3 separate regions of the Homo sapiens genome follow, and regions 1 and 2 are each linked to region 3. A link is a loop called in an ENCODE intact Hi-C map of the cell type or tissue named here. Cell type or tissue: heart left ventricle. All regions are shown on one strand. Links, peaks and the distances in the headings refer to the core of each region. The heading gives the core; the rest is flanking DNA.

Evidence for each region. Peaks named below come from ENCODE experiments on the same cell type or tissue, not always from the same donor. Only the 100,000 strongest peaks of a DNase experiment are listed, where the experiment ranks them.
Region 1: a loop joins it to region 3, with 9 times the contacts of the local background. A loop is called at or near these places in 11 of 110 quality-filtered maps.
Region 2: it touches region 3 in a loop (15-fold over the local background); 24 of 110 quality-filtered maps call a loop at or near these places.

Annotation. Positions count from the first base shown.
Region 1 is chr4:144,019,028-144,028,986 of GRCh38, forward strand. GYPB (glycophorin B (MNS blood group)) reads right to left here and starts at 353. Exons shown (of 5, transcript NM_002100.6): 1 at 224-353. The coding sequence starts at 260. In heart left ventricle, for the core only: a CTCF peak has its summit at 2,762 (motif pointing left); no DNase peak of the experiment used is centred there.
Region 2 is chr4:143,905,047-143,915,082 of GRCh38, forward strand. GYPE (glycophorin E (MNS blood group)) reads right to left here and starts at 513. Exons shown (of 4, transcript NM_198682.3): 1 at 425-513. The coding sequence starts at 461. The region is part of intron 9 of LOC105377459 (a long non-coding RNA gene); the gene reads left to right. It overlaps LOC101927636 (a long non-coding RNA gene), which reads left to right and starts at 7,285. Exons shown (of 7, transcript NR_125886.1): 1 at 7,285-7,403; 2 at 7,494-7,592. It also overlaps the pseudogene LOC100420464. In heart left ventricle, for the core only: a CTCF peak has its summit at 2,966 (motif pointing left); no DNase peak of the experiment used is centred there; H3K4me3 peaks cover 207 bases.
Region 3 is chr4:143,554,963-143,565,056 of GRCh38, forward strand. SMARCA5 (SNF2 related chromatin remodeling ATPase 5) reads left to right here. Exons shown (of 24, transcript NM_003601.4): 24 at 1-2,524. It also overlaps the pseudogene GUSBP5. Among named protein-coding and RNA genes, the nearest start is that of SMARCA5-AS1, 45 kb to the left of the region's middle. RefSeq lists enhancers at 4,252-4,411, 4,422-4,531, 4,662-4,761. In heart left ventricle, for the core only: a CTCF peak has its summit at 4,108 (motif pointing right); DNase peaks (open chromatin) are centred at 4,159, 4,559 and 5,069; H3K4me3 peaks cover 1,531 bases; H3K27ac peaks cover 182 bases.

The sequences.
Region 1 (9,959 bases), core at 1-5,000, 460 kb after region 3:
CTCATACTAGAAAACTGGATTCGGCCATAAATACTGGGCTCCCTTGTGTCATTTCCCCCACATTGGTAGCTGAGTTCCAGTAAAATCCATCCACCAGACTGGAAGAGGAAATACTACTCATTTATTGATTTAAATAAGATAGAACTGAAATAGGGTAGTTCATATTTTATTCTATGATCTCATACCCAATATAACAGAACCAAGATGAAATAAAATCACTTACCTGACAATAGTAATACAAAGATTATTTTTCCATACATCCTGAGATCATGAGCTGGTTCCTGAAGTTAGTGCAAAAAAACTACCAAAGACAACTGCAAGTGTCAGTGTCTGGCCTTAGCCTACTAGCTGTTATCTTCCAGGCCCACCTTCCTGCGGCCATCATCAGCTGATAGGCAGGGGAGGCATTTTAAATGATGCAAGTTGTTAAGCGCCTGTTAATAAAGATACATGGATATCTTGGGGCTGTGAAAGTGGTAAGTACAATTTTCACTGCAAGGAACAGGTGGCTACTTGTGATATTAACTTTGCATAAGTTAAATGGGCATGGTAAGGTGGTAGACAGGAGCCACCCAACTGGACAAAGAACTGGACTGTGAATCTCTGAGGCCAGGGCACGTGCCAGGCTGAGGTAGCTGTTGTGGAGCCATAGACCTTCTCATTTCTAATGTCAAGACCCGGTGGTCCAAATGAAAGTGACTTCCTATATGTGAAATGAACATATTTGAGAAATTTAAATCATTTGAGTGTTCTGAGGTTCTGCAAGACTCCCAAACTCATGGTGAGTCACACAGCAATGTAAGAGACATGAGATGCAACAAATCTTTCAGTGAAAATAGAGTTTGAACTGAAGAGCTAGTGCTGTGCAGCTATGAAACCAGTGAGCTGTTTCTGTCTGAAATATACCTTGCTAAGTAAGCATAAATGAATACCAAGACAATAAATGCAAACAGTCAGAAACAAAACCCAACAAACCAAAAACCTTATCATTAAAGTAGGTTAAAATGAAAGGTATGGAAATGTGAGGACATTAAAGGGAGACAGAACAAAAAATATAAATTAGATCTGAAATGGTTCAACAGAAGGTGACTGGATACTCCATCTAAATCATCTTACTTCCTGTAAGATTTTTGTGAAAGTCTTTCCTGCCTGACCCAGAAAATCAATTTGCTATGTAAGCAATTTGCCACATATATCATACTTACATATTTACCCAAAGTGTGGTTTAAAAAAATCATTTATGAAGTTAATGTTTGCAGCTTCAGGAAACTGGACCACAGAGAAAAAAAAGTATTTACTGGATAAAAGATGGAGATAAGTATCAGCAGAGCATCCCAGAGAGGGAGGAGCCTGAGATTGAGGCTCCTCTAATGGATGGAGGGAGTGGAGATGCAGACTTGGGAGAGACGGAAGAATGAATGACACAGACGGGGTAATCTGAGCAGCAAGAAAAGAATCCAGAGTGCCTCTTAAGGCCCTGCCAATTCATGTAAAACAACTGCAGCAAATTTTACTAAAAAGTTAAAATTAAACAATACATAATAATTTAACACCTTCCATAAAGTCAGTGTTTGTTATGGCTGGATATCAGGTTGAGTTGCAGGAATTGTGCTCAAGAGTCAACCAAGTAAAGGAAATGTTGTTGATATTCATATAAGCAGTAAGAATTAATTCACATGATTTTATATTGACAAAGGGAGAGCGATTAGCATGAGTCTTAAAAATGCTATTTCTGAAAATGGATAAATAACTGTCACTATTCTTACAATGGACTATTAGAGCAACTATTAAAATCATGTTTTCAAAAATAAAGATATAGAGACTCAGGATAAAATGGATACGTGGAAAACAGCAAGATCTCAAAATTGTATATACACAAATAAAATCCTATTTGATTCTTTTTTCCTCTGGGTTGTGCTGTCTTCACCTGGAATACACCTACTCCTTTTTAGGTGGCCTCCAATTCTGCTTAGGCTCTTAATTGAATAGTACTTCCTCCACAAAGCCTTCCCTGACTTCCTGTCTTTCTCAGGTGCCCCTGCTCTATACTTGTGTGGTTCCATCTTCTTCCCTTATCATAGGACTTATTACACTACATTGCAATCATTGTGTCTCCACTGGACTACAATTTTTAAGTGGACACACCCTGACTATGTCTATCTTATTTACCAATGAGTGCTTAGGGCACACTTGACAATAAATATTTCTCAAATCAATAAATGACAAATGAATATTGCAGTGCAAAGGAAAGCAACTTCTCACGGGCAGTCCTGGGTGTATAGGCTGATCATTTTTTATATATCCTACGGGTAACCTATGTCATATCCTAGCTTCAGGTTCCCTCCAGTATGGAGGTCCATTGCTAAGGCAGGAAGGGGAAAACGAAAAGGAAACTCAGCCTAAAATTCAGCTTTCATACCTCCTTCAGCCTGGACTGGTCAGAGTCTGAGAGTGCTTTCTTTTCCATGACCTCCCACTCTCCTTTCCTGCAGAATCACATCCTTAGCAATTTTCTAAACTCCTGTAGTGCTCACACATGCCTGTTTATTAACACCTGTCTCAGGTTGTTGTGAACAATCTGTTGCTTTGTATTTGTGGGTCCTGTCTCTGTTGTTCTGTTTCCAGCATCTGGCACAATGCCCTGTAGAGTACCTGGCCCTATTAAAGTAAGTCAAAACCTGGAGGGTTCTCAATGAGGAAATCAGAGGTCAGATTCAGCACCTCATACAGGGTGTGAGGAAGCAGAGCCATATAGTTCCCTCTAGTGGCGTATCTGCACAATGGAAGGAAAAAATGTGAGCCCCGTAAATGCAACAGAAAAAAATATACGTCAGATTACATTTTTCTCTTTCAGGCATTCCCTAATCTTCTTTAAATTTTTCAAAAATATTTTTACTGAAATACACATTCAGAATTATCATAAAATTCTGCCTAAGAGCTATATCATGCAAATTATTAGACAAATCCACATCTTTTAAGAATTTTGACTCTGCATAAAATAAAAGAAGTACTTTTGAGGCATTTGATCAAACATAAAAAACTTATCCAATTTTCCTGATACTACATGTCTTTAGGCTATTTTTTGAATTGCCTGAGTCATTTCTATGACGTAGTTAAGAAGGATGAAGTTCAATGTTATAATCTAGGAAAGGCAACTTGGATCGATCAACACAAACTTATACCTTGCTTGTTTCATGACAGAGAACCATTCATTTTTGTCAATTACTTACCTCTCAACTATTTCAGGCTTAGATTATTCCTGAAGATGGTTGCATGCTAGTCTGATCTGCCAGTGGAGAAGTGTGCTTTTCATGTTTTGCATGGAGGAGTGGAGAACAGGGGAGGGGCAGGAAAGTGGAGGCACAGTGGTTTATACTACTATCCTCCTTGGCACCTCATCGCCTTAGAATTTTCCAGCCTCCTTTGCCAGAGTAGTCTAAGAACTTTCCCTGACCTTTGTTTGTTTATCATTTGAAATTTTTTTTAAATAAAAAAACAACTACAAGGTAAGATAAATGTAACGCTCAAAATAACCCTGTTAGAGAGGCAGAACAGATATTAGCATTCTTATTTTAAATATGAGCAAACTATGGAATGGAAAAGAGACTATGAGTGTATTACTTGATTTGATTTGCCCTAAGTGTTTTTTAAACGTATGGATTTAGCTGCTAACATTTAAAAAGAAGGTATATTTTAATTAAAAATCAGGAATTGATTTAATTAAAAATTTGGCTCCTGTTACCGGAAGATCTGGCAAGAGTTAGCATGCAGTTCTACATTGTGACAATCCATGAGAGCTAAGGACTGGCTGTCTCTTGGGACAAATAGGCTTTCTTGAGTCTGGTAAGTGCTCCACCTGATGCTTGCTTCCATTTCTTAGATTAGGTTCTACTGTGGTAAGGCCTCAAAATCTCAGTGTCTTGCAGCAACACTGGTTCATTTCCTGCTCACATTACATTTGGTCTATGACGGTGACAAGTTCCAGGATCCAGACTGAAGGAGCCACCCCCATTTGGAATATGCTGTTCTTGTTGCAAACTGGGGGAAAAAGGCCAAATAAGGAATGGCTTTTAATGCTTCCTCTCAGACATGGTATGTGTTATTTTTTTTTCTCATATTCTATTAGCCAAAGTAAATCAGTGGCCAAGCTGACCTCAACGGGACAAGTAAATATAATTCTTCCAAATGGAAGTCCTCCAAGTCATAGGTCAATGGTGAGGATATATAAAACACTTACAGGAAGGGCCCTAATAATTGGGAGCGAAAACACAATCCATCACATTCATTTATACTCTTTCTAAGCTTTTGGCATTTGGGTTTGGAAATCTAATTTATTTAGGAGTCTCCTTCAACACCTTCTAGTGATGAGATTTCTTTAACCCAGTTTTCAGTTTCCTTTCTTTAAGATTATAATGAGATGTGATGTGCGTTGAAGAAACCCCAGAAGTGAGAAACTCTCATTACTACAATGGTGATGTAGACAGTGAAAAACTGTTCCCAGTTGCCTCTAAGTCCATTGTGCTATACTGCTGGAATCAGGAATCATACATGATCTTTCTGCTGAGAATTGATAGGTCCAGCTTGTTCTACATCCAAATAATAATTCAACAAATGATTTGTGAGCACCTACCGGGCACTGTGCCAAGTGTGGAAGACACAACCTTCAGTAACTCAAGTTTCCCTTCAGGAACTGACAGCTTAATTGGGAAACAAATAAAGTAAGAAGGCAATTGCATTATGGAGTGTCAAGTGGATGATAGTAGTAAGCAAAGGGTGTTATAAGAGTACATAAGAGGGGTACCTAACTCAGACTTGGGGTTCTGGAAAGGTTTTCCAGAGCAAGCAAGACCTAAAGGATGAGTAGACAAGTCACGGGAGAAGTAAGAACATTTTAAGCAGAGAAAACAGCATGAGCAATGGTCTGATACCAAGAAAGAGAGAGATAGTGCAAGAATACACAATGTAGTAGTTTTCAAAACTGTTTGAAATTTTAATCTCACATTGGTTCTTTTCAATGTCTAGTATATCAATTCATTCTGCCGTTTACCTTTGTAAAGATGAATTTAGCCCTGGTTCTCTATATGAATACTAGAGGAAGTATACTGATAAAAGAAAAGGAACAAATATGTAGTCATTTCTAAGATTTATTTTTATTAAAATGTAACACTCACAAACTAAGTGTATAACTCATATGTATATATACACACATACACACACACACACACATACATGAGTATATGTGTGAAACTGTCACTCAAATCAAGACATAGAACATTTCAGATGTATTCCAGAGATCATGGTGGATGGGAGGCAGGACTGGATTGCAGCTCCCACTTGAACAGACAAAGCAGCGTGTGGAGGCTTGTATCATGAACTTTGACTGCAGGAATAAATCAGGAAAGCTGAGAGAACCCACAGACCCTCTGAAGGAAGTGGATTGTTCCTGCAGGTCTCAGGAGACACCCCAAATGCTGTGGGAGCCCAAACTGCAAACTGTGGAAGTGGGAAAGGGGAATAGTCAGCTCCTGAACACACATCCTCACTGGGGAACCTAAAGGTCTAGATCACAGGAGAAGATTTTGACCTTACTTGGAGCTGAGTCAATTTAGAGAGCCAAGTGACATACACTGCTAGAGAAAGCAGCGCGAAAAGCCCTGTGGGCTCACTGGGTTCCCTAGCCATCCATTTCTGCCTTGCCTCACAGGGGTCCTTGAGGAGGGCTACCAGAGGCACTGGGAAATGGTCACAAAGAGAAGGAAACTTCCAGCTGAACTTTGTAACAATTTGAACAGATTGAGAAATCTCCTGGCCAGAACCTGGGGGAGGGCATGAATCCAGTGTGCAGACTCCACAGGTGGGGAAGTACCAAAGCCCTACTTGCTTTTGCAGCTGGGAGGCAGGTAGCCTGGGGCAGAATCTCAGCCCTGCTCACCCACTGCCTTGAAACAGACTCGGTGCTGTTGTAGGGGCTATGGTGGGAGTGAGACCAGCCCTTCGGGTTATGTGGGAGCTGGGTGAGGCCTATGACTTCAACTTCCCTGACAACCTGCATGGGATAAAAATCAGGGATAAAAATCACTACAGCTCTGTCCTCAGGAAGCCACATCCCTAGGAAAAGTGGGAGAGTACTATATCAAGGGAACACCCTGTGGGACAAAAGAATCTGAACAACAGCCTTGAGCCCTAGACTTTCCCTCTGACAGAGCCTACCCAAAGGAGAAGGAACCAGAAAGCCCACTGTGGTAATATGACAAAACAAGGTTTTTTAACACCCCCCCAAAATCTCACTAGCTCACCAGCAATGGATCCAAATGAAGAAGGAATCCCTGATTTACCTGGAAAAGAATTCAGAAGATTAGTTATTAAGCTAATCAAGGAGGTACCAGAAAAGGCAAAGCCCAATTTAAGGAAGTGAAAAAAAAATGATAGAAGAAATGAGGGGAGAAATTTTCAATTAAATAGATAGGATAAATAACAAACAATCAAAACTTCAGGAAAAAATGGATGCACTTATAGAAATGCAAAATGCTCTGGAAAGTCTCAGCAATAGATTCCAACAAGTAAAAGAAAGAACTTCAGAGCTCGAAGACGAGGTTTTCAAATTAACCCAAACCAACAAAGACAAAGAAAAAAGAATAAGAAAATACAAGCAAAGCCTGCAAGAAATCTGGGATTATGTTAAACAACCAAACTAAGAATTATCAGCCTTCTTGAGGAAGAAGAGAAATCTAAGTTTGGAAAACATATTTTGGGGAATAATCAAGGAAAACTTCCCAGCCTTGCTGGAGACCTAGACATCCAAATACAAGTTCAAAGAACACCTGGGAAATACATTGCAAAAAATCATTGCCTAGGCACGTTGTCATCAGGTTATCTAAAGTTAAGATGAGGGAAAGAATCTTAAGAGCTTTGAGGTAAAAGGACGAGTTAACCTATAAAGGAAAACCTATCAGATTAACAGCAGATTTCTCAGCAGAAACTCTATAGACTAGAAGGGATTTCGGCCCTGTCTTCAGCCTCTTTAAACAAAATAATTATCAGGCAAGAATTTGTATCCACCGAAACTAAGCTTCATAAATGGAGGAAAGATACAGTCTTTTTCAGACAAACAAATGCTGAGAGAATTTGGCACTACGAAGCCAGCACTACAGGAACTGCTAAAAGGAGCTATAAATGTTGAAAGAAATTCTGGAACAACATTAAAACAGAGCCTCTTTAAAGAGTAAATATTACAGGACCTATACAACAACAACAACAAACAAACAACAACAACTAAAAAACAAGGTATACAGGCAAGAAATAGCACAATGAATGGAATGGTACCTCATATCTCGATACTAACATTGAATATAAATGGCCTAAATGCTCCACTTAAAAGATACAGAATTAAAGAATGGATAAGAATTCATAAAGCAACTATCTGCTCCCTCCATGAGACTCAACTGACACATAAGGACTCACATAAACTTAAGGTAAAGGGGTAGAAAAAGACATTCCATGCAAATGCAACCAGAAGCAAGCAGGAGTAGCTTTTCTTTTTTTTTTTTAATTTTATTATTATTATACTTTAAGTTTGAGGGTACATGTGCACAACGTGCAGGTTTGTTACATATGTATACATGTGCCATGTTGGTGTGCTGCACCCATTTACTCATCATTTAGCATTAGGCATATCTCCTAATGCTATCCCTCCCCACTCCCCCCACACCACAACAGTCCCTGGTGTGCGATGTTCCCCTTCCTGTGTCCATGTGTTCTCATTGTTCAATTCCTGCCTATGAGTGAGAACATGTGGTGTTTGGTTTTTTGTCCTTGCGGTAGTTTGCTGAGAATGATGGTTTCCAGTTTTATCCATGTCCCTACAAACGACATGAACTCATCATTTTTTATGGCTGCATAGTATTCCATGGTGTATATATGCCACATTTTCTTAATCCAGTCTATCATTGTTGGACATTTAGGTTGGTTCCAAGTCTTTGCTATTGTGAATAGTGCTGCTATAAACATACGTGTGCATATGTCTTTATAGCAGCATGATTTATAATCCTTTGGGTATATGCCCAGTAATGAGATGGCTGGGTCAAATGGTATTTCTAGTTCTAGATCCCTGAGGAATCGCCACGCTGACTTCCACAATGGTTGAACTAGTTTACAGTCCCACCAACAGTGAAAAAGTGTTCCTATTTCTCCACATCCTCTCCAGCACCTGTTGTTTCCTGACTTTTTAATGATCGCCATTCTAATTGGTGTGAGATGATATCTCATTGTGGTTTTGATTTGCATTTCTCTGATGGTCAGTGATGATGAGCATTTTTTCATGTGTTTTTTGGCTGCATAAATGTCTTCTTTTGAGAAGTGTCTGTTCATATCCTTTGCCCGCTTTTTGATGGGGTTGTTTGTTTTTTTCTTGTAAATTTGTTTGAGTTCATTGTAGATTCTGGATATTAGCCATTTGTCAGATGAGTAGGTTGCAAAAATGTTCTCCCATTCTGTAGGTTGCCTGTTCACTCTGATGGTAGTGTCTTTTGCTGTGCCAAAGTTCTTTAGTATAATTAGATCCCATTTGTCCATTTTGGCTTTTGTTGCCATTGCTTTTGGTGTTTTAGACATGAAGTCCTTGCCCATGCCTATGTCCTGAATGCTATTGCCTAGGTTTTCTTCTAGGCTTTTTATGGTTTCAGGTCTAACATTTAAGTCTTTAATCCATCTTGAATTAATTTTTGTATAAGGTGTAAGGAAGGGATCCAGTTTCAGCTTTCTACATATGGCTAGCCAATTTTCCCAGCACCATTTATTAAATAGGGAATCCTTTCCCCGTGTGTTTAAAAGAATGTGATGCCTCCTCCCCACCCACTTGCTCCCTCTTGCTATGTGATACACCAGCTCTCCCTTTGCCTTCTACCATGATTGGGAAGCTTTGTGAGGCTTTCAACAGAAGCAGATGTCAGCACCATGTTCCCTGTACAGCCTGTAGAAACATAAGTCAAACTAAACCTCTTTTCTTTATAAATTTCCCAGCCTCAGGTATTCCTTTGTAGTAATGCAAAATGGACTAACATACTGGGGGAGTCACATTATCTTCTTCCAAAAGCTGTTTCAAGACCTCTCCTCAATCACCTCTTTTATCAGAGCCCTGGTCCAGGGTGTGCACTGCCCACCACTTTGCCCTACATGGAATTCATGGACAGAGCCTCTTCTCATTCCTTCCCAGGGACAGCTAACACAAGACTATCATATATGAAATAATTTTACTAAGGGTTTAGAGACAATAGAGAGGAATTCCAGCAGAGAGGAGAAAACAACACTGTGTCTGAAGCCTGCAAGCCATCTTCATAGGGAATCCCCTCTCGGTCAGCTGTCTTCTTGGTCCTGGCCTGTCACTGTATTGCTATGATTCATTCCTCAGAATTGAATTCCTTCTCCTTTTTTTCTTTACTTCCTCAGGATTCCATACTCCTGGCTTTTCCTGTATTCTTCCTCAGTTGTTGAGGAAAAGCAGAATATTCCTTAGTTTTTCTTTTTAATCCCAAATTTCTGATTCAGAAAGGTACTCTCCTACTTTATTAAGCAGGGTAATACATCTCTTTATTGACTATGTTTTATAACAAAAGTCTTTTTTAATGAAAAATCAGTTGTCTCTGTACTCCTGATAAATTCTACAGCCCCATCAAATAGTTTTTAAAATATAATATTTTTTCACCTACTCAGATAATTGCCTCTCAGTGTAACAAATACTATGGTGGAGGTAAGTGCAAAGTGAAAGCTGTTAGAGCTGGAATATAGGATCCGAGACCAGGCTGTAAACAGCTGGAGATGAGCCCCCAGCAAAGATTTTCTGCATAATGTAATATGAATTATGAAGGATAAGTAAGAGTCAACAAATAAAAAGAGAAGGGAATAGTGGAAGGAGTAAATATGGTGACTAAATGTGGAATGTGCTGGCTTTGAAAGACTGTGGA
Region 2 (10,036 bases), core at 1-5,000, 350 kb after region 3:
TCTCACCATTTGGCAGAAATAGGAAATTATACCTTTTTAAAACTAAAAGCCATATAACACCTTTGTTAATAACTCTTTAGTTTGGAAATGAATCTCCTTATAACTCAAACAAAGCAATACATTTATTCACAGAGAGCTATTTCTCATAGCATTTGATAAAATTAGTTTAATTCTAGCTAGACTTAGAATTGAAGTAAGCTTCTCATACTAGAAAACTGGATTCGGCCATAAATACTGGGCTCCCTTGTGCCATTTCCCCCACATTGGTAGCTGAGTTCCAGTAAAATCCATCCACCAGACTGGAAGAGGAAATACTACTCATTTATGCATTTAAATAAGATAGAACTAAAATAGGGTAGTTTACATTTTATTCTATGATCTCATACCCAATATAACAGAACCAAGATGAAATAAAATCACTTACCTGACAATAGTAATACAAAGATTATTTTTCCATACATCCTGAGATCACGAGCTGGCTCCTGAAGTTAGTGCAAAAAAACTACCAAAGACAACTGCAAGTGTCAGTGTCTGGCCTTAGCCTGCTAGCTGTTATCTTCCAGGCCCACCTTCCTGTGGCCATCATCAGCTGATAGGCAGGGGAGGCATTTTAAATGATGCAAGTTGTTAAGCGCCTGTTAATAAAGATACATGGATATCTTGGGGCTATGAAAGTGGTAAGTACAATTTTCACTGCAAGGAACAGGTGGCTACTTGTGATATTAACTTTGCATCAGTTAAGTGGGCATGGTAAGGTGGTAGACAGGAGCCACCCAACTGGACAAAGAACTGGACTGTGAATCTCTGAGGCCAGGGCACGTGCCAGGCTGAGGTAGCTGTTGTGGAGCCATAGACCTTCTCATTTCTAATGTCAAGACCCGGTGGTCCAGATGAAAGTGACTTCCTATATGTGAAATGAACATATTTGAGAAATTTAAATCATTTGAGTGTTCTGAGGTTCTGAAAGACTCCCAAACTCATGGTGAGTCACACAGCAATGTAAGAGACATGAGATGCAACAAATCTTTCAGTGAAAATAGAGTTTGAACTGAAGAGCTAGTGCTGTGCAGCTATGAAACCAGTGAGCTGTTTCTGTCTGAAATATACCTTGCTAAGTAAGCATAAATGAATACCAAGACAATAAATGAAAACAGTCAGAAACAAAACCCAACAAACCAAAAACCTTATCATTAAAGTAGGTTAAAATGAAAGGTATGGAAATGTGAGGAAGCTCAATTTTAAAGGGAGACAGAACAAAAAATATAAATTAGGTCTGAAATGGTTCAACAGAAGGTGACTGGATACTCCATCTAAATCATCTTACTTCCTGTAAGATTTTTGTGAAAGTCTTTCCTGCCTGACCCAGAAAATCAATTTGCTATGTAAGCAATTTGCCACATATATCATACTTACATATTTACCCAAAGTGTGGTTTAAAAAAATCATTTATGAAGCTAATGTTTGCAGATTCAGGAAACTGGACCACAGAGAAAAAAAAGTATTTACTGGATAAAAGATGGAGATAAGTATCAGCAGAGCATCCCAGAGAGGGAGGAGCCTGAGATTGAGGGACTAATGGATGGAGGGAGTGGAGATGCAGACTTGGGAGAGACGGAAGAATGAATGACACAGACGGGGTAATCTGAGCAGCAGGAAAAGAATCCAGAGTGCCTCTTAAGGCCCTGCCAATTCATGTAAAACAACTGCAGCAAATTTTATTAAAAACTTAAAATTAAACAATACATAATAATTTAATACCTTCCATAAATTCAGTGTTTGTTATGGCTGGATATCAGTTTGGGTTGCAGGAATTGTGCTCAAGAGTCAACCAAGTAAAGGAAATGTTGTTGATATTCATATAAGCAGTAAGAATTAATTCACATGATTTTATATTGACAAAGGGAGAGCGATTAGCATGAGTCTTAAAAATGCTATTTCTGAAAATGGGTAAATAAATGTCACTATTCTTACGATGGACTATTAGAGCAACTATTAAAATCATGTTTTCAAAAATAAAGATATGGAGACTCAGGATAAAATGGATAAGTGGAAAACAGCAAGATCTGAAAATTGTATATACACAAATAAAATCCTATTGGATTCTTTTTTTCCTGGGTTGTGCTATCTTCACCTGGAATACACCTACTCCTTTTTAGGTGGCCTCCAATTCTGCTTAGGGTCTTCATTGAATAGTACTTCCTCCACGAAGCCTTCCCTGACTTCCTGTCTTTGTCAGGTGCCCCTGCTCTATACTTGTGTGGTTCCATCTTCTTCCCTTATCACAGGACTTATTACACTACGTTGCAATCATTGTGTCTCCACTGGACTACAGTTTTTAAGTGGACACACCCTGACTATGGCTATCTTATTTACCAATGAGTGCTTGGGGCACACTTGACAATAAATATTTCTCAAATCAATAAATGACAAATGAATATTGCAGTGCAGAGGAAAGCAACTTCTCACGGGCAGTCCTGGGTGTATAGGCTGATCATTTTTTATATATCCTGCGGGTAACCTATGTCATATCCTAGCTTCAGGTTCCCTCCAGTATGGAGGTCCATTGCTAAGGCAGGAAGGGGAAAATGAAAAGGAAACTCAGCCTAAAATTCAGCTTTCATACCTTCTTCAGCCTGGACTGGTCAGAGTCTGAGAGTGCTTTCTTTTCCATGACCTCCCACTTTCCTTTCCTGCAGAATCACATCGTTAGCAATTCTCTAAACTCCTGTAGTGCTGACACAGGCCTGTTTATTAACACCTGTCTCAGGTTGTTGTGAACAATCTGTTCCTTTGTATTTGTGGGTCCTGTCTCTGTTGTTCTGTTTCCAGCATCTGGCACAATGCCCTATAGAGTACCTGGCCCTATTAAAGTAAGTCAAAACCTGGAGGGTTCTCAATGAGGAAATCAGAGGTCAGATTCAGCACCTCACACAGGGTGTGAGGAAGCAGTGCCGTACAGTGCTCTCTAGTGGCGTATCTGCACAATGGAAGGAAAAAATGTGAGCCCCGTAAATGCAACAACAAAAAAAATACATCAGATTACATTTTTCTCTTTCAGGCATTCCTTAATCTTCTTTAAATTTTTCAGAAATATTTTTACTGAAGTACACATTCATAATTATCATAAAATTCTACCTATGAGCTATATCATGCAAATTATTAGACAAATCCACATCTTTTAAGAATTTTGAATCTTTGCATAAAATAAAACAAGTACTTTTGAGGCATTTAATCAAACATAAAAAACTTATCCAATTTTCTTGATACTACATGTCTTTAAGCTATTTTTTGAATTGCCCGAGTCATTTCTATGACGTAGTTAAGAAGGATGAAGTTCAATGTTATAATCTAGGAAAGGCAACTTGGATCGATCAACACAAACTTATACCTTGCTTGTTTCATGACAGAGAACCATTCATTTTTGTCAATTACTTACCTCTCAACTATTTCAGGCTTAGATTATTCCTGAAGATGGTTGCATGCTAGTCTGATCTGCCAGTGGAGAAGTGTGCTTTTCATGTTTTGCATGGAGGAGTGGAGAACAGGGGAGGGGCAGGAAAGTTGAGGCACTGTGGTTTATACTACTAGCCTCCTTGGTACCTCATCGCCTTAGAATTGTCCAGCCTGCCTTGCCAGAGTAGTCTAAGAACTTTCCCTGACCTTTGTTAGTTTATCATTTCAAAATTTTTTTAAAATAAAAAAACAACTACAAGTAAGATAAATCTAACACTCAAAATAACCCTGTTAGAGAGGCAGAACAGATATTAGCATTCTTATTTTATTTTATTTTATTTTTATTTATTTATTTTTTTGCAATTAACTTGTACTTTATTTTGAAGTTGTGACCGGAAAGTTGTTTTAAAGTCTGTCTTTAAACTTACAAATATTATGTCAAATTGCTCCTAAGAGAGGATCAGTAGAGATTTAGTTCTTATAGTATTTCCTCAATTATATTTGGCAAATTAGATTTTCAAAACAAGAGTTTAACTTGTTATTAATTCTTCATGTTTACATACTTAAACCTCAGGTAGAAAAGTATTACAAGCTATCAGTGGCGTCTGCAATATAGGTGGGAAAGGTGAGTGCAAAGAATAACACATATTCTATATTAACAGTAAACATAGCTATTTCTGTTCTCCCTCAGCTACCAAAAACTGTCTTAAGCCTCCAGATTTAAAACCGCTGGGTTCATTCACTCATTCAGCCATTTATTTTTGTGAGCATCTCTTAGGCAGTCATGTGCTATGCTAATCCTATCTGACTCTTCCCTCTCCTTTGTCCTTCAAACCCCGTTAGTGGCCAAGTCCCATTAATTTGGGCATGTCCCACTTCTCCTCTTTCCAAATTTCTGAAGTATAGGTCAAGTCCTCATTAACCACTGAATATGCACCAAATGGAAGATTATGCAGTCATTAAAACCACTCATAAAAAGTATACAACATGAAGAAAATCATTCAAGTAAAAAGAACAGAAAACTGTACAAAATATTATATAATCACATCCATGTAAAAAAAGAATTTGGCATGGAAAAAGATGAAGAAAATAACATACTAAGAGGATCTCTGGTGGACAGGTACTTTGCCTTTACGTTACTGCATTTTGCAAATTTCCCGTAATAAGCAGTTATTATTCTAGAAGAAAATATAAATGAGCTTTATTTTTAAAACTTACTATTTTAGTTAGATAACAAATTACTCCTGAGGTTCAGAACTGTATATCAGAAATAACCAAAATAAACACAAGCATGCAGCTAATTCTTTAACCTAATTCCTTAAAAACTAAAAGGTGCTTTTACCCATGCCTCTTACTGCATTTCCACATGCCTAGAAAACCTCTCCTCTACAATGTTCCAGTGAGACTCCGATGTCAGCTTTCATAAAATAAGTTGTTCTTACCAACTATTCCACATTATTTTTAAAACTTCAGTGATCTGCTTTCTCCTAAACTCTAATTCTCATTTTTCCTTCCAAAGCATCCTAGATTTGCCTTTTCCTATTACCACTGGTACCCACTGGTACCTGCAATCCTCTTTTCTCTAGGAATCTACCCTTAATTCTAGTACAAAACTAATCTTTAAACACTGCTTTCATAAAATCACTTGTCTTTCTGAAATGTGCAAGAGCTTCCACTTGACTCAAATCTAAGCCTATTGTTGAACCACAAATCTCCACTCGACCTTACATCTTATTTCTTCAAACCAGGCAGAACTACACTGTTCCTTATATTTAAACCATGCCTACTCTGTTTTCATTGTGCTATTCCCAATTTTCCATGTAAAATGTCCTTCTTCTGGCCCCTGTTAATCTAAAGGCCAAGCTCAAGGCCCACTCCAAGTCCTCCAATCATCTCTTTAAGTATTCCAGCCTATACTCATCTCTCTTCTGATTCCCTGTTGCACTTACAGTTAGTATCACAAAGTGTAACAATTGTTCTGTGACTATTGTGTATAGATTGGTTTTGTTTCCACAAATAAGATACTAGACAAATAAGGTACCAGAAAGCAGAGACCAACAGACCCAAGGAAAACGCTAGACACATAAACAGTTAATACTAAATGAATAATTTTTTTCTACAGTCAAAATACTAATGCTCCAAACCATTTTTAAGTCGTCTTATTTGAAGTTATGTGAGCCAAAAAGTAAATCTGTCTCACATTTTATTTTTATCCTGCCAAAATTTAAAGTCTATAACTTGGTAGAAAAAAACAATCGGACAAGAAAGTTTAATTTTCCTCTCACTTAATTTTATCTGGTAAAACCAGGACTTCAGGAATAAAGTAGAACTGTACATTTCTCCCATCTCTTCTGCTCCTTTCAGAAGTATCTCCAACTCAGGAGATATGGAAAGTACCTTCTTTTCTTAAATTATATGGTAATATTTTTTGTCTGTTACAAAAATAATAAAAAGACATGCTCAACACATAATTAACCATATGACTATAAGTCTTTTTGATCAACTCAGGAAATAATTCTTGAACTACTTTTTGTTCAGAGAAAAAGTGCAGGATCTAGCGAAGTAATGTGATTGCTCAGGGTATCACTGACCATGCCCAGTTGTTCCTATTCTTCTTTCCTTTCCCAAGTTCGTCAAGTGTCTCTGAGGACTCAGTCAAGTGTCTCTGAAGATTTACCCTTCCCATTATTCTACCAAACCTAAACCTAAATTCAGCCCAACTGGAGACATTAAATTCTCTAGGTTTTCAAGGGTCACAGCATTAAGAGACTAGACAGCCTTGAGATAAGTACCAAGTTTATATAACATGAGTTAATAAAATAAATGGTCACAAGGACTCTTCCATTCAGTGTAGATTAACAACTATTTGCACACAGGCTTAAGCAGGACGAGCAAAGTGGAAAAATATTTCGCTAGTAGTATTTGTCCGTGTCCCAAGAAAATCTAGAAAAGAACATCTTTTTAATTGACATGTCAATAAATATAAACTACTATATTATTTATAATGTTAAGCTACCTGAAGCATGCCTCCCCTGATTCTGTGGCATTCTTTGGAAGAGATCATGGTTGTATTCATAATATCTGTAGTCTTCATGTGCACGATCTCCAAGTGGCCGCTTTCTCTGACCATCAACAAAATTGTCTGAATAATAATATCGGGAACCAGAGTCTCCATTTTCAACAGCAAAACTAACTTCCGTTACAAATGACTGAGAAGAACCATACTCTCTAGGGACATCTGCTAGACTTCTGGCAAGATAAGAAGGTGCAGATAATCTGTTGCTTTCTCTTCTCATTATTTTATGAGGTGTTCTTTGAATTGGAGTTCTAAGGAAACTCTGGTTTCTTGAAACTACTCCATCTCCAGAAGTTGAAAAGGCATTAGGGCTTGAATCTGGAAGACAGATATCAGTTCGTCCTGGAATTTTTGGACCATGCTGGATGAATGAAGGCATAAGATTCCGAAGCAGAGGCGACGTCTCCTTCTTCACGTACTTCCCCTGCACCTCGGCCGGCTTGGACACTTCGTTTTTGGTTTTCTGTCGGGACAGCATCCTTCTCGACCAGGCCCGAGGCCGCGCTGAACTGCCTCGCTAGGGCTCCGCGCCGGGCGCCGGCCGTCTCCGCCGCCACCTCCGCCGCCACCTCCGCCGGCGCCGCCGCCTCCTTCCCTCCGGAGCCGCCGCCTCCGCCGCTGCCTGTCCGGAGCCTGGGGTCGCCCGCAGGGACTGCCGCATGTTCAGGGCGCTAAACGCGCCGGCCGCCGCTCAGTCGCTGGTCACTTCCTTCCCGGAAGTCGGCCCGCTCTGCGACGCTGCTCGGGGACCCCTTGAGGAAAGCCCAGCGACGCCGGGCCAGCGCATTCTTATTTTATGTATGAGCAAACTATGGAATGGAAAAGAGATTATGAGTTATTACTTGATTTGATTTGCCCTAAGTGTTTTTTAAACGTATGGATTTAGCGCCAACATTTAAAAAGAAGGTATATTTTAATTAAAAATCAGGAATTGATTTAATTTAAAATTTGGCTCCTCTTACAGGAAGATCTGGCAAGAGTTAGCGTGCAGTTCTACATTGTGACAATTCATGAGAGCTAAGGACTGGCTGTCTCTTGGGACAAATAGGCTTTCTTGAGTCTGGTAAGTGCTCCACTTGATGCTTGCTTCCATTTCTTAGATTAGGTTCTACTGTGGTAAGGCCTCAAAATCTCAGTGTCTTGCAGCAACACTGGTTCATTTCCTGCTCACATTACATTTGGTCTATGACGGTGACAAGTTCCAGGATCCAGACTGAAGGAGCCACCCCCATTTGGAATATGCTGTTCTTGTTGCAAACTGGGGGAAAAAGGCCAGATAAGGAATGGCTTTTAATGCTTCCTCTCAGACTGTGTTATGGTTTTTTTCTCACATTCTATTAGCCAAAGTAAATCAGTGGCCAAGCTGACCTCAATGGGACAAGTAAATATAATTCTTCCAAATGGAAGTCCTGCAAGTCATAGGTCAATGGTGAGGATATATAAAACACTTACAGGAAGGGCCCTAATAATTGGGAGCAAAAACACAATCCATCGCATTCATTTATACTCTTTCTAAGCTTTTGGCATTTGGGTTTGGAAATCTAATTTATTTAGGAGTCTTCTTCAACACCTTCTAGTGATGAGATTTCTTTAACCCAGTTTTCAGTTTCCTTTCTTTAAAATTATAATGAGATGTGATGTGCGTTGAAGAAACCCCAGAAGTGAGAAACTCTCATCACTACAATGGTGATGTAGACAGTGGAAAACTGTTCCCAGTTGCCTCTAAGTCCATCGTGCTATACTGCTGGAATCAGGTATCATACATAATCTTTCTGCTGAGAATTGATAGGTCCAGCTTGTTCTACATCCAAATAATAATTCAACCAATGATTTGTGAGCACCTACCGGGCACTGTGCCAAGTGTGGAAGACACAACCTTCAGTAACTCAAGTTTCCCTTCAGGAACTGACAGCTTAATTTGGAAACAAATAAATTAAGAAGGCAATTGCATTATGGAGTGTCAAGTGGATGATAGTAGTAAGCAAAGGGTGTTATAAGGGTACATAAGAGGGGTACCTAACTCAGGGTTGAGGTTCTGGAAAGGTTTTCCAGAGCAAGCAATGAGACCTAAAGGATGAGTAGACAAGTCACGGGAGAAGTAAGAACATTTTAAGCAGAGAAAACAGCATGAGCAATGGTCTGATATCAAGAAAGGCAGAGATAGTGCAAGAATACACAATGTAGTAGTTTTCAAAACTGTTTGAAATTTTAATCTCACATTTGTTCTTTTCAATGTCTAGGATATCAATTCATTCTGCGATTTACCTTTGTAAAGATGAATTTAGCCCTGGTTCTCTATATGAATACTAGAGGAAGTATATTGATAAAAGAAAAGGAACAAATATGTAGTCATTTCTAAGATTTATTTTTATTAAAATGTAACACTCACAAACTGTAAGTGTGTAACTCATATATATATATACACACATATACACACACATACATGAGTATATGTGTGAAACTGTCACTCAAATCAAGACATAGAACATTTCAGATGTATTCCAGAGATCATGGTGGATGGGAGGCAGGACTGGATTGCAGCTCCCACTTGGACAGACAAAGCAGCGTGTGGAGGCTTGTATCATGAACTTTGACTGCAGGAATAAATCAGGAACACTGAGAGAACCCACAGACCCTCAGAAAGAAGCGGATTGCTCCTGCAGGTCTCAGGAGACACCCCAAATGCTGTGGGAGCCCAAACTGCAAACTGTGGAAGTGGGAAAGGGGAATAGTCAGCTCCTGAACACACATCCTCACTGGGGAACCTAAAGGTCTAGATCACAGGAGAAGATTTTGACCTTACTTGGAGCTGAGTCAATTTAGAGAGCCAAGTGACATACACTGCTAGAGAAAGCAGGGCGTAAGGCCCTGTGGGCTCACTGGGTTCCCTAGCCATCCATTTCTGCCTTGCCTCACGGGGGTCCTTGAGGAGGGCTACCAGAGGCACTGGGAAATGGTCACAAAGAGAAGGAAACTTCCAGCTGAACTTTAAAACAATTTGAACAGATTGAGAAGTCTCCTAGCCAGAACTTGGGGGAGGGCATGAATCCAGTGTGCAGACTCTACAGGTGGGGAAGTACCAAAGCCCTACTTGCTTTTGCAGCTGGGAGGCTGGTAGCCTGGGGCAAATTCTCAGCCCTGCTCACCCACTGCCTGGAAACAGACTCGGTGCTGTTGCAGGGGCTATGGTGGGAGTGAGACCAGCCCTTTGGGTTATGTGGGAGCTGGGTGAGGCCTGTGACTTCAACTTCCCTGACAACCTGCATGGGATAAAAATCAGGGATAAAAATCACTACAGCTCTGCTCTCAGGAAGCCACATCCCTGGGAAAAGTGGGAGAGTACTACATCAAGGGAACACCCTGTGGGACAAAAGAATCTGAAGAACAGCCTTGAGCCCTAGACTTTCCCTCTGACAGAGCCTACCCAAAGGAGAAGGAACCAGAAAGCCAACTGTGGTAATATGACAAAACAAGGTTTTTTAACACCCCCCCAAAATCTCACTAGCT
Region 3 (10,094 bases), core at 1,237-6,236:
ACCAGCTAGGCCCTGCCACCACTGTGTTTGGCCAAGTTCACAAATCTGTTTTAACCTGTCACTTCCCTGTCACTTCTCTGGCTTTCCTCTCCCGCTAAGCTTTTGTTTCCTGGCAGTAATTAAAATCTTCTGTCAGTGCCACAGCTACTACTGCTACTGGAACTGCCTTAACCACTACTGCTACTGGAACTGCCTTAGCCACCTTGGTATCGTGGTTTGGCAAAGTATTGGCCTCTACCACCATAGGGCCCAGAGCTTCTGCCTCCAAAGTTTCCTCCCTTCATGGGTCCAAAATTTGAAGACTGATTGTTGTCATTGCCAAAATCATTGTAGCTTTTACCACCTCCAAAATTGCTTCAATCATTACCAAATCTATTATAGCAATCCCCACTGCCACCATATCCATCACCACCACCATGGCTGCCACCAAAGCCACCACGATCACAGAACTTGATGACTGTATTTGTGACTAATTGTATAATAGTTTCTGTTCTGTGGAAAGTAAAGCATTCCAACACAGGGTTTCAGTGTAGATTGTTTTGTTTTGTACCCATGCTGTTGATTGCTAAATGTTTTAATAATCTGATCATGATACTGAATAAATGTCTTTTTTTTTTTTTAACAACAAAGCATGAAAGATTGCTTAATTGTACATCTGACAAAGTGCTGGAGGCTATTATAAAGTGTAATTATTACTACTTTTAAGAGACAGGGTCTTGCTCTGTCACCCAGGCTGGAGTGCAGTGGTGCAATCACAGCTCACTGCAACCTCAAACTTCAGGGCTCAAGTGATCCTCCCACCTCAGCTTCCCAAGTAGCTAGGACTACAGATACCACGCCCAGCTAAGTTTTTTTAGTTTTTGTAGAGATAGGGCCTTGCTATGTTGCCCAGTCCGGTCTCAAACGCCGACTTCAGGCAATCCTCTTGCGTCAACCTCTCAAAGTGCTGGGATTACATGTGTAAGCCTACATTCCAAAGTGCTGGGATCATAGTTGTGAGCCTACACCACACCTGGCCTACATTTTGTTTTTCATAAAGTTGAGAGAAGCAAATCCTAAGCATAGAGTACAAGTTGAGCATCCCTAATCAAAAAATCTAAAATCAGAAATGCTCCATAATTTGAATGCTCATTAGGGCATTTCTGATTTTTGGATTAGGGATGCTGAACTGATAAGTATAATGCAAGTATTCTAAAGTCTGGAAAATGCTAAAAACACTTCTGGTTCCAGGCATTTCAGATAAGGATTGCTCCATCTGCCCTTTGAGTATTTAATATATGCCGATTGTTTGAACTAATCTGGATTTAATTATATAAATGATTATATAAATGATCTTTGGCTTAGTACCTTTCTTAATCTCGATCTTAAAAAGCATTGTAAAACACCCCTGTGGTTTTTCAGAAAAATTCTGAGTAAAAAATAAATTTCATCTTGTTCTATCCCTTTGAATCTAAAAAACAAATCTTTTTGAAAGGATGTGCTACTATATTTCAAACCAGTAGTTTTGGAGTAGAACATTGCTAAAAAAATGGGTACTAAGGAGGGTAATTTAAACAAAGTAGATTAATGACACAAGGTGGATTGATGAACTCATAAATCCAAATGAATGGAATGCTAGAAGACATGTATTAACGGAGTAGCTGTTACCAAAATATATACATATTTTGTATATGTACATAGCTGTTACCAAAATGTATCTTTGCCTGTTGGAATCTGATGTCAAGATCAAAGGTGAGGGCATCCCTCAGATGACAGATAATGGGCAAAATACATTCTTGGTGTGGAGCAGTGCTGCAGAATTAACTTCGCTGTGTACATCCCAGAATCGTTTTGGATCTGTTAAGGTTTTTATTAGAATGATTAAATAGGCTTTTGCAGCATTAACTTTACAGTAGTTACCAGAAAAGACTATGCTACAAGAACCAAAATTGAAGTAAGAAGAAAAAGACTGAAATGATATGATTCTAAATGAAAAAAATGAAGAAGTGGAATAGTTTCTCCACAGGCATAAGAGGCAAAGCATTGTTTCAGAAGTGGACTGGCACCTCACCTGAGATACTCAAGACTGGCAACATGGGTCTACATTCTTTGTTACCACAGATTCCCTTGTGTCCGGAGAGATTCCCTAGCTCTAATGACAGCTTTTTTGGGGGGTAATGAGGCTATGAGAAGATTGAGGATCTAGGTACTTGCCTTTAACTCTACAGCATACAAGGTGTGTGGCTCTTATCTCTAGGACACCAATATTTAATGTTGCATATCATGTATCTCCAGTACAAGAAGAAAGTTTATCAGAATTTAGTTAATGTTGGAAACTTTGTAATATAAACAATGTAAACACTACATTGACAAAAATATTTTATTAATACAAAGAATATGCATATAGTTTGCTTACTACAGAAATTCTTGTTTTTGATGTAGACAACCCAAAGGAGTTTTTATGTATATAGATTGTGAATAAATTGGGAAAAGAAATAGAGATAAGTAGAGATTATTTCACTTCATTAAACTTTTGAAGTCCTAATTTAGTTCATGTGATTATTTGTAAACTTTTCTTTATTAGTCTTCCTCAATCATTGAAGAACCCAGGATTCAAATACAATACTTAATGGAAACACTTTTTCATCCCAAACTAAATCCTGCCCTGAAAGCCGAATTCACTATGAAATCTGAGATGAAACTCCAAGGCTATTATGCTGGCCAGTGGAAGGTTGGTTCACCCCTCTTGAGGTGACATTAGGGTGGTCTGCAGACATCACTGGAGTGGACAAAGAGATGCCTGGGTGGTTGGGGAAAGGACAGATCATAGACAACAGTAGCCTCTTTCTAGAGCTCAGTTGCAATAAATACCACAGTTACTCATCAGACACATTGGCAGTTCTACTTATTCCCATGTTTCAAAACTAGAGAATTCTAGCAAGGACTAAGCACTGCTTCTGTAGACCATCGGTATTTCTCCATGGCTGTTTGAATTTTTGTCAAAGCTTCTGTGTCTCATGCACACTAGTGACTTTTGAGACAGAGTCTTGCTCTGTCACCCAGGTTGGAGTGCAGTGGTGCGATCTAGGCTCACTGCAACCTCTGCCACCCAGGTTCAAGCAATTCTCCTGGCTCAGCCTTCCGGATAGCTGGGACTACAGGCATGCACCACACCTGGCTAATTACTGTATTTTTAGTAGAGACAGGGTTTCACCATATTGGCCAGGCTGGTCTCGAACTCCTGGCCTCAAATGATCTGCCTGCCTCCGCCTCCCAAATGTTGAGATTACAGGTGTGAGCCACTGCATCTGGCCTGATGCAGATTGATAATTTCTTGAGTGAGGCAGTGCTGTTGCCTAGTAGCAAGGCTTAGCTGGGTGAGACATTACTAGCTGCCTTCAGAAGCGGATCTCTGCCCTGAAGTTTACCAGCCTGCTTTCCTTGATGCCCATGCTGGCTGGGTGTAGGGATCCTGAGTGGAGGGAAAAAGAAGAATAGATGATACAGATTTGCTGTGCAAAGGCGGAGTTCTTACTGGCTCTTCCTCACAAACAGGCTGGTGATTAGCTGACTTTCAGATTCCCTTCTGGGAGGTGGCAAGGGGCCATCTGGTCATCCTAGCTTTGCAAGGAGTAACTTTTTTTTTTTTCATTTTATATGCCCTTTAATCCCAGTAGATGGATAGGTTTGCTTTCTTAGTATGCTTTCCAGTTGTAGAAAGGTCTTTTCTCTGGGTATTGGCTTTCCCCCAGCCTCCTATTTTTTGCGCTCCCCCTCCTCCCCAGCCACCTCTTTCCCTGGGAGCCAACTTGATAAAAGTAATGGCACAAGTCTTGCAGAATACTCCTACCAATCTAAATGCTGCAGACGCCACAGTGCTTTTTTCTCACCCTTAATAGTCGTAAGATAAGTTAGAGGGAGCTCCTTCAAGAGTACGCTGAGTTTAGTTTCTTCACAGCAGGAACTAATCTTTAAAAAAAATTATCATTGGGCTCCTTATTGTAACTGGACAGTACTGGAACTGGGTGGGTGCTTGATAAGAGAATGAATAGTTTAGGTAGTTACAATGAAACCACAGGCACCTGTAGAGGTCTCCCCAGGCTCACCTTGACGCTCTGATTGGCGGCTGCAGACCCCATCCGCGAGATGGCAGTGTTAGGAACAAAGGTGAGCTGCCCACTGCAGGTCAAACGCTGCCGGCTACCAGCTGCAGCTGGGAGTGAAAGACTAGAATACAGAAAGGCGCAGGCAGTCACGTAGGACTAGGCCGGGTTTAACACCCGAACAGTGGTGCTAGAAGGTCAGAGTCTTCTACGTACATGTTGGAAACATCCTTGATTGTCTAGCACCAAGACTTTTAAACACAGGGGGACAAATCATCACTTTGGGTATTTGTAATTGTTCGTCAGTTCAAATCTCTTGGTTTTAAAAAAATACTTTCCCTCTGCGCGACTGGCGCGTCACGTCGCGCGCGACCAGTCCGCAGGGCTCCTCCCGCGCTGCTGATAGGCCCGCAGACGGCGGCCCAGCAGAGGAGCGGAAAGCATGGTCCGGGGGGCGGCGGACGCCTGGTAGGCGCTCGGGCCGTTGTTGTGGGGCTGCGCGCTGGCGCTGCAGGGCGGGATGCTGTACCCAAGAGAGAGGCCGTCGCGGGAGCGGAAGAAGCTGGACCGCCTCTGGAGCTTCCGCGCCGACTTCTTCGACAAACTGTGCCTTGGCTTCTAGGAGTAGTGGTATCGGCGTCTGCTGCGAGAGTCGGGCTCCACCATGGACATACCGGTTCCCTCCAGCTTCAACGACGTTGGCCAGGACTGGCGGCTGCGGCATTTTGTAGACCAGATGTGGTACGAACGGGAGGTGACCTTCCTGGAGCAATGGACCCAGGACCTGCACACAAGAGTGGTACTGAGGATTGTCAGTGCCCACTCCTATGCCATCGTGTGGGTGAATGGGGTCGACGCGCTAGAGCATGAGGGATCTACCTCCCCTTTGACACCGACATCAGTAGCCTGTTCCAGGTGGGGCCCCTGCCCTCCCGCCTCCGCATCACTATCACCATCGGCAACATGCTCATCTCCTCCACCCTGCCACCAGGGAGCATCCTCGACATGGCCGACACCTCCACGTGGGTACCATCCTGCTTCCACCGCAGACACCCACCTTCCTGTCCCACCCCGTGGGGCATTACATTAGGGTAATTACATTAGGTAAGTCACATATCAGTGACTTACAAATTTTGTAAGTAATTAAGAAATTTTCAATAAGTGTGGAGCTGAATATTTACATGAGCCCTTCAAAAACTGATAGTTAATGGAATAAATGAAAATAACAGGAGAGACTTTGTTGAAAGAAGACAAAATAGTCAAGGAAGTGATAGAGGATACAAAAGAAAGATGAAAACTTACATTCATTTAATGTCTAACCGTGTGCCAAAAGACAATATTATTATTTAGTTTTCATAACCACAACATTTGGTGGATATGATTGCTTCCATTATATAGGTTAGGAAAGTAAAGCTTAGGGGTTTGTGAACCCACTAGTTTAAAGTTGTGTAGCCAATAGGTGGTTGAGTGAGAATTCAAAACTGGAACAGATTTGCTTGATCCAGAATGGTATAACTTTATTGTCCATGCATTGTCTTCTACATTTTACTGCCTGTAAAGTGGGAGTCAGTTATGGGAGGAGACCCAGAATGTCACAGGTTTTGAAAGCTGCTGTGGAAAATTTGGAAGGAGGCATTGGATTTAATGACTGATACAGGTCAGTGCAGATTGACCTTGGAGAGAACAGTTTTCTTCAGTGGCATGGTAGTGTTCAAAACAGGATCTGATGGTAAAGAAAATGTAGAACCAGTGTGTGTAGACTCCTTGATGGAAAAGTTTATTTGTAAAATATCAGAGGAAAATTATAATATAGATTTGTCCATTCAAACCCCAAAGTCCAGATTCTTACTGCAATATTTGATGTAGCCAATATACAGCAGTTGAGTTCAATTTTGGCCCCTGTTTATGTGTATGCTAAAGAAAAATAACAATCCTAAGCCTATGCCACTTAAACAAGAGGATGTGATTATACTATGAAACACTTGTGACCATAGGAATATAGCAGTGCTAAGGCAAAATAGGTCTTAACTTGACTTTTCCTGTCATTTGCTGCCATTGTTTGCCAAAGGTCTAGCACCTATCTTCAGAGGAAAGTCAAGAAATTAGTGCTCAGATGGTGGGATGAATTCCTGAATTATTGTTGGCTCTAGTAGTTTCTTCAGATCAATTTTATAGTTTCTTTAGAACTAGAAAATTAGGTCTCAGAATGGCAGTTGGCCACCCAATGTGTATAATACAATTACTCAACCAGCTGCTTGAAAGCAAGGGGCAACAGAGAAGTCAGCTACTGGCTCAGGCAACAGGAAATTTGATGATACTCCTTGGTCAAATCCTTCATTTAACATACATTTATATAGAACCTTTCTGTATCAGGCACCATTCTAGGTACCACAGATAAAACAATAAAGAGAACTGACAAAACCTCAGCCTTCATGGAGTTTATATGCTAACACATATGCATAAACAAACACATATAAAAATCCAGAAAGTCGTTACTGCTGTGAAGACAAACAACACAGAGTAAGCAGATACTGATGTTGGGTTGTTGCCTTAAGGTGGTCAGCAAAGTTGTTTCCGGGGAAATGACATTTGGATGAAAAACTGAATAATGTAAGAGAGTTAACCATCAAACATCTGTGTGAAGATCTTTAGGAGGAGTGGGGGAACCGCAAGTGCAAAAGCCCTGTGATGGGAAAGTGCTTGTTATGTTTGAAGAACAGCAGTAAGACACCATGGCTGGAGTGTAGTGGGGGAGGGAGAGAGAGGTGGTAAATAATAATGGAGACTTAGTTAGGGCCACATCATGTAAATAGAGCTTTTACAGTCTTGTAGACAAGAAATATGTTTTGATTTTTCCCTAAGTCCACAAAATAGTTTGTGATAGAAAGCCATCGAAAGATTGAAAACAGGGGAGTATTATTTGTAACCTCAGTTGCTGTTCCATGCAGGCATAGGAAAGAATAATGCTTCCTTGCTCCATATCTATTGCTGAAACAGTTCTCCATGATCTCTTTAGTCTGAGGACAAATGACATTTTTCTGGTTACAAGACAGAGGGGATATGCCATCCTAGGCATTGAGATTGGGAAATATCAAGCATGCATGTGACTGCCAAGTATTAAACCCCATTTTCTGATGACCACTAGGGTTCCAGGTATCAGCCCATAAAGTGAGCTTTTTCTGAGAAGAACGAAAGATGGCAGGTAGAAATGATTGAGCTGGTAAAGAAGACTGAGGCTTATTGTTAAGGTCTGGGGCCTAAAAATGTCAGGGTTCAAAGTGATCAATTTGGAAAATAAAGAGATTTGGACCCTCCTCTGAAATCAGGGAGTAGTGAATATGTGGAGTCAGAAAGTAACTGCAAATTCTGGAGAAACTGTGGAAGCAGCATTTTGTAGGAGGGTGGGGGAAACAACACCCTCAACTAGTATTTCTACCTTCTGGTAAATCTATTACTTTAACTTTACCTCTGCCAGTCAATAAAACTTTTTCATGTTTTGGTACATTTAAAAAATACTTTTCCTCTTTCTATTACTTAAATTTCACATTAGAGGTTGATGTGGGCACCCAATGACAGCGTGTACGGGCACATTTTTCTACTGTGTGGTTAACTCTGCTTGGTATCTGACTTGTTAACAGATCTTCTTGCTGGATACATATCTCTAGGAACAGAATTAATCTTTTTTCCATTTTAGAGGCCAGAAAACCCATGAAGAAAGGTAATAAGAAATTTGATTCCTGGTTATATTATAAATTATTGAAGGTAATTCTTCAAGGCAGCCTCTCCCTTCACAAGCCCAGAGGTCTAGGAGGAAAGAATGATTTTGGGAACCAAGCCTGGGGCCCCCCATTACCCTGTACAGAGTCAGGACACTGTTCCCCGAATCCTAGCTGCTTTGGCTCCAGCCTCAGCTCAGAGGGCCCCAGATACTGCTTGGGCAACTGCTCTAGAGGGCACAAGCCATAAGCCTTGTAGGTTTCCACATGGTGTTAGTTCTGCAGGCAGGCAGAAGGCAAGAGTGGTGGAGCCTTGGCAACTTTCCTCTAGATTGCAGAGGATATAGTGGAAAGACTGGGTGCCCAGGAAAAAGCCTGCTGCAGGAGTGGAGGCCCTGTAGAAAGTCTCGATAGGGCAGTGCTGAGGTGAAATATGAGATTGAAGCCCCCCATGGAGAGTCCTCACCGAGGCACTGCCTAGTGGAGCTGTAGGAACAGGCCACTGCCTTCCAGATCCCAGAGTGGAAGAGCCAGCTTATACCTTCAGCCTTGAAAAGCCACAGGCATTCGACTCCAACCCATGAGGGCAGCCATGTGAGCTGCACCCAGCAGAGTCATAGGGGTCTGACTGTCCAAGACCTTGGGAGCACACCCCTCGTACCAGTGTGGCCTGGATGTGGGACATGGAGTCATGGGAGATTATTTTGGAGCTTTAAGATTTAATGTCTGCCCTACTGGGTTGCAGATTTCTGTGGGGCCTGTTGCCCCTTATTTTTGGCCTATTTCTCCATTTTGAAGTGGAAATGTTTATCAGTCTTTATTTCATCATTGTATCTTGGAAGAACATAACTTGTTTTCTTTTTTTTTTTGATTTTTCAAGGTAATATTCTCAATATTATTTATTATTTATTGATAGCACATGACTTCAAGAGAGTTAACACATTTGAGTTTAAAAAATGATTTGCTTGTAAGTAAAAAATAGAATGTAACATACAGAATAGAAATCTATATAGAGAAAATCATATACAGTAAAGATAATTGAATTAGTTTAAAAAGGCACATAATGAATAACAAGTACTACTTTTTAAAAGAATGTTTATGCTTTTGGTTAAATATAGTGAATGTATTTTTATTACTTTTCCAGAATTATGAATAAATAATTATACCCCATCATATTTATCATTTTCTAAAATTATGTTTTATATTCTAAAATAATTTTTATGTCAGGCAATTCTGTCTTTCTATACCTTTCTATACAATTCTGTCTTTCTATAAATATTCTTCCAGGCTGTATTTCACTTTGTGCCTTGTGTTTTCACCTAAATGTTGAGGGAAGAAAATTATTTTTTGGCAAATAACCATTTTCCTCCAGGTTTTTAATCTAAAGGTGGTTATATGCTAAAGACAATATGATATTAAGAAAGCAGAATGTGTCATGTTCTTACTCAAATGCTAAACCTTTTCTTAATGGAAAGAAAATATATAAACTAAATATGTTGTTTCTGAGACCTGAAGATTATAACTTTTTAAATGTATTTCAGTCTAAAAGGTTAGGATCCCATGTATAAACATGGCAGTGCATAAGACACAACTGAGAGGCGAACTGCTATACTATACAGAATTGTTAGCATTTCTTGTGGCTCGTGTATGTTTCAGAAAAAGATCAGTAAGTTACCACACTTTTCTTGCAAAATTGTATATAAATTAACCTGATATCCTTTTATACCAAATCGTGGTTACTAAATATTGCTATTCTGTAAAAGTGCCTAAGAATCATTATTTTCAACACTAACACCCCGGAAACAGTAAGAGAAACCTGAAAGTGGTAGGAAAGAATGAAAGGCCTTATTAGTCATCTAAATTATAAGTTTTCTTTTATGTTGTTAATATGGACATGGTAATTATAACTCAGTATCTTCTTGGGGTCCCTGACTCATTGTTCTTCACTCACTCTTATTAGGACCTCTGGAAGATATAATTTATCCTATTTAAGTGAGCAGGATTTTCCCCTCTAGACATACTTTATAAGCATTTTCTCATTAGAAAACCACATGTGCTATAACAGTAGTTTGATTTGCTCTTTACAATATCAACAGATACTACTTGTTTCTGTTTGTTTTTTGTTTTTGTAGAGACAGGGTTTCATCATGGTGATCAGGCTTGTCTCGAACTCCTGACCTCGTGATCCACCCACCTTGGCCTCCCACAGTGCTGGGATTACAGGTGTGAGCCACCATGCTCAGCCTGTTTTTTTTTTTTTTTATTTCAATAGTTTTGGAGGAACAGGTGCTGGTTG